Linked DNA regions of Homo sapiens: region 1 is linked to region 2. The links are chromatin loops, found by intact Hi-C in ENCODE. Cell type or tissue: Caco-2. All regions are shown on one strand.

Region 1 (2,500 bases), 590 kb after region 2:
AAAAAAAAAAAAAAAGAAGAGTTAGAGTAACCCAAGCGGACAAGCCTGCTCTTGCCCACTTGCCATGTGATGCCCTCTGCCACGTGAGGATGCAGCAAGAAGGCCTTCACCAAATGCCAGCACCATGTGCTTGGACTTCCCAGCCTCCAGAACTATAAGCAATAAATTTCTTGTCTTTATAAATGATCCAGTCTGTAGAATTCTGTTACAGCAATGGACTAAGACAGGCATGATTTGGGGTACAGAGAAGGAAAACTGAGAGGTCACAGAAGAGAGAGGAGGGTGGAAGCTGGGGGAGAGGCACTGATGGAACCAGCTTCCACCCTTCCCTGCAGGGCTTGGAAAGACCCATGAGGACACAAGGGAGAATAAAAGGAAGCAGCCCTGATTGCCATGGCTGGGTCAGGGTCAGGAGGCTAGGACTGCTTTATGTCCCTGCTATAATGGACTTATGGGTTTTTTAAGATTTTTTAAAATAGATTAACTATAGCTCCTAGAGCTGACTCTACTGATAACTTTACCCTGGACTCCCTCCCTGATTTTGACCTTAGTTTGTGTGGCGGGGGGGGGGATGAGAGGCTGCGGTCCAAATGGAATGCAGTTTGCCTGTCCTCTATCAGCATCAATGCATCACCTTTCCCCCGATTTTTACCTCATGATATATTTATGCATTTAACGCATGTTTATTGAGTGAGCTGCATGCAGCAAAATGCACGTAAAAAGCAATTTTTTTTCTTTTTTCTTTGTCCTTTCAACTCCTCTCTCTGGATTTGCCTTGTCCCTGCACTTGAGATGAAAGCTAACCAATACCACGGATTTTCTAGCCACTCTGAGCCATTAAATAAAGAGGCTCTTTAAAACAAACAAACAAAAAAAAAAGTAAAAAACAGTCTACTCAACCTGAAGCTTCTCCCCTCTCAGACTCCTTCACTTCAGGTTTGGAAACTCGGTACCAAGGAGGAAGGCATGGACTTCACCATTTTCTCTCCTCCACCTCTCGTAGCCAGCTGCTAATTCTCAAGCCTCAAGCTGTGAGAGATTGAGAACTGAGGGAAAGGACACAGTACTTGACGGCTCTTACTGTCATGACGCGGCCTTGGTGCCCTCTGGGTTTAGCATGTTTTCCAACGCTTTCCTTTCCAGCCTCACTTAGGCACATTGCAGTTAAAGAATATGGCCACCAGGTGGCAGTAAAGGCCTTTTTTTTTCCTGGCCAGTAGACCCTACCCTCCGGTTTTATATGGCTACATAATTTCTTTAAGATGATGTCAAATATGCTTTCCCTACATTTCAAAAGAAAAGAAAGTAAACACTTAAAACCACAAACTGGTCAACTTAGCAAAAACTAAATATAATTTAAAGATGATGCCCTAGGGAATAAACGTGTAAAGAAAACCTCCCAAGTTGTTAATTATGTAATTACATAACTAATTTACTAAGTCTTTCTCTTCCTCAAATTATTACTGTGTAAGTCTAAATCTTATTCCCAGATCTTGATCATAATTTACCTTCCCTTAATTTAGAGTCAGAAACTTTTCCCCAAAGGCTCCTGTATGGCCAATTGTCATTTAAAGACCTTTATTAATAACAACTATTATACTAATAATATCCATTTGTTTTTTACTATGCACCAGTTACAGTTATGTTACAGTCACTACTTATAGTTATGTGTTGACTACACACAGACTACACACTGCGATAAAACCTAACTGTGGTATTATTTTATCCTCACACCATCCCTACATGTCACCACCACTGCCCCTGCCCGCATTTAGGGTTGCCAGAAAAAATATAGGCCGCACAGTTAAATTTGAATTTCAGATAAACAACAAATAATGTTTTAGCATATGTCCCACGCACCATTAGGGACATAGTTATTGCATGGGACATAAATATTTTATGGGACATATTTACACTAAAAAATAATTATTTATCTGAAATTCAGCTTTAACTGGACATCCTAGATTCTTATTTGATAAATTTGGCAACCTGACCCCCATTTTATGGATAAGGAAACTGAACCTCCAGGAAGGTAAGCAATGTAATGAAGGCTAAGAGCTGGTAAGCAGCACTGTGGAGCTGTGAACCCCAGACCCTCCGAACCGGGTTCCCTCCCTACCATACTGCCCCTCCTTGTTGTCTAGGGAATTATTCTCATCTGCCAGCTGCTGGTAAAATAATCTGCCATCCTCAAGTAAAATAATCCTTGTCACTGTTCTCAACTAAATAGAAGAAAAGCTTTTCTTCCCAGCCAAGAAAGAGTCACTGAAAGACAAATTCTCATGACTGATTTTCCCGTATCTGTCTTCCTTGCCAATTTATCGTTTCTGGAAAAAAAAAAATGAAAATCCCCCTTATTTTTTTCCCCACTGATATTCATATTTTTGTAACTATTTCAAGGCTACCTCTAGTAAACTGAAATGTAAATACAACAGTCCATCCCAATTTGTTCTTCTGGCTTAATTACCTGAAACATAATACAGTAATTTAGAACTACGCA
Region 2 (2,500 bases):
TTGATCTTGCTCAGGGGTGGCAGAGGTGGAAGAATATCTCTCTGTAAGTGGACCCACACAGTTCAAACCTGTATGGTTCAAGGATCAACTGTACTATTCAGAAGAAGTCCATTGCCTTGATTTGAAACATTTCAAAGCTTAGGTTATTCTAGTTTTGCTAATTTAGAGCACTTCCATTCACCAGAAGCATCTTTGGACCAGCAGATTAAAGATGCAGGGAGCAGCCAATGCCTTAAAGATTTTTAGAAATAATTAAAGACAGCATTAATGAACATATGGACAGTCTGGCTGAAGATGCCACCTTGCATAAAGGTGGCCCAAACCTTGTCAACTTTGCTCTGTTTTAACAGTTTTACATTTATTTAAAGTCTTAAGAGTTTGTGACACTTTTTGATTAAGTGTGATTAATATGAAGAGTGAAATAACTTCTGTAAATATAAGAAATCATTTTTTAACTCTTAGCTAATTCAATGGGATAAATAAAATAGTGAGCTTGATTTCTTTAACTTAAAGCAGTTATAAGGGATTAAAAGTGCCAAAAAATTTTTTAAAATACTATTGGGTTATGAACTCTTTTAGTGACTTTTATGTCTTTTTCCCTTGAAACCTTCACATTTTCTTTAATGACATCTGTTATTTTTATTATCACAAAAAAAGATAGAGAAAAGCAAAATGACAAAAGATATTATACAACTGGGTTTTATATCTTAAGATAATAAACACATTCTAATTATCACCTAAGGACTGATCCTCTGTAGGTATGCTTTCTATTTTACCAATCTGAACTTGCGGAAATTAAAACTTTTTTTGGAAATGGCTTAAATTTAAACAAAACATCATGTTAGCCTCAAGGCAGGATGTTGTTGTTAAAGATTAGTTTAGAAACACTGATCTCTGTGTATTGCTGCATTTCATCAATATTTTTTACTTAAGACAGTCTGACAGGGATGTTGTCCTTGGGTTTGAATGAACATGGAAAGATTTTGTATGTGTTTTTTGTTGTCTGCTTTATATATATATAATCACTCATAATGTATAAAATATTCATAACCAGTTAAAATATACGGAAATTTTGAAAAATTAGGCAAGTTATCTTTGCTCTCCTTATCTGCAAAATAAAGAGAGGGTTTCTAAAGTTCTTTGAGCTGTGGAATTCTCCTTCTCTGGGAACTCAACCCAGTAGCTAGCTCTAGGAGGAAGTTGAGAAAAATGCTATTCTCAAGAGTAGCCACATGGTGGTGGAATGATTCCTCACAAAAATGGTATTCAGCTTCCCTGAAAGCAAAATGATTACATCCCAAAATTGAGTTATTCAAGGATCTCAGGAGACATGTGACGAAAGAGAGGAGGCAGCTCTGCGTGCTTCTGGGTCCCAGTGAAAATAGAAACATAATGTTCCTGTACACAAAGTAGTTAGAACTCTACCAAAGGCAATTCATGCAACTTTATTTCCCTTCTGACCTCGTGTTTGAAAGATATTTTTGAGTATTAAACTGTATATTTGTAATGAAATAAAGACCCTCATTTACTGTGTGCCTCTGCAATCTGTATTCCTTTAGCCTCAGTCAGCTATTTCTTGGCCTTGCATCGCCTCTAGCTGTGCCCTAATTCTTCTCCTTTCGTTTTCAGCTAAGTAAACTGTATTCATGACTGTAATTCATTTACACTTCAACACATCACGGTTCGGAGCCTAGACTCACTTCTAAAGGTCACCAATGAACTTTGTATTGCGAAACCCAAGGATGCTTTCTCAGTCCGTATCTTACGCCCTATCTTAAAACCCTCTGGTTTAGTTTCTTGACTCCAATCTGTCCTGGCATTCCTCTTGCTTCTTTGAGTGATTTCTTTCTTGTCTTTTGGGGCTCTTCCTCTTCTGTGTGTCCAGTAACTACAATAACCCAGGTTTCTAACATTACCCCAAAGTCTCCATTTCTTTACATACTTTGCTTGAGGAATTTCATCCTTGTCATTGTTTCATTTATAACTGGAATGACAACTAATGTCAAACTTAATCTTTACCCTAGAACTCATATGTAATCTTTAGCTTGATATGTCCCAGAAGAATCTCAAACTCAACATACCTGGAACTGTCTTCATTGTTGTTCTCTGTTCACCAATGGTTCCTTTATTTCTAGCTTAATTACTGGCATAACCATCTTGTTGCCCAAACCAGAGATTAAATAATTATGTAAGACTTCTCATTGTCCTGGGCCTTCTACATCTAGGCAATCAGCAAGGTCTAATGGTTTTAGCTCATAACTATTTTTTAAATCTGTTTTCAGGCTCATCCCCAATAACGATTTCCTTACTTAGGTCCTTGTCCTCTCCTTGGAACATCGCAATCTGTAGTTTCCTTTCTCCTGACTTGCTTCCCTTAAATCTGGTCTCTACAACGTAAGGAGCATACTTTTTCTAAAAGCAAAACCCAATCATTTAACCTCCTTGTGTAAACATTTTTAATGGTTCTTCATCATTTACAGATTAGAGTACAAAGTTCTTA

What was found. Peaks named below come from ENCODE experiments on the same cell type or tissue, not always from the same donor. Only the 100,000 strongest peaks of a DNase experiment are listed, where the experiment ranks them.
Region 1: it touches region 2 in a loop (16-fold over the local background); 20 of 110 quality-filtered maps call a loop at or near these places.

Annotation. Positions count from the first base shown.
Region 1 is chr1:173,419,345-173,421,844 of GRCh38, forward strand. All of the region lies in intron 1 of PRDX6-AS1 (PRDX6 antisense RNA 1), which reads right to left. All of the region lies in intron 2 of LOC100506023 (a long non-coding RNA gene), which reads right to left. It also overlaps a transcript of TNFSF4 not described here. Among named protein-coding and RNA genes, the nearest start is that of PRDX6-AS1, 41 kb to the right of the region's middle. RefSeq lists an enhancer at 936-1,035. In Caco-2, a CTCF peak has its summit at 1,176 (motif pointing right); a DNase peak (open chromatin) is centred at 1,147.
Region 2 is chr1:172,824,959-172,827,458 of GRCh38, forward strand. It overlaps LOC105371618 (a long non-coding RNA gene), which reads right to left. Exons shown (of 3, transcript XR_007066734.1): 3 at 167-231. Among named protein-coding and RNA genes, the nearest start is that of FASLG, 170 kb to the left of the region's middle. In Caco-2, a CTCF peak has its summit at 1,227; no DNase peak of the experiment used is centred here.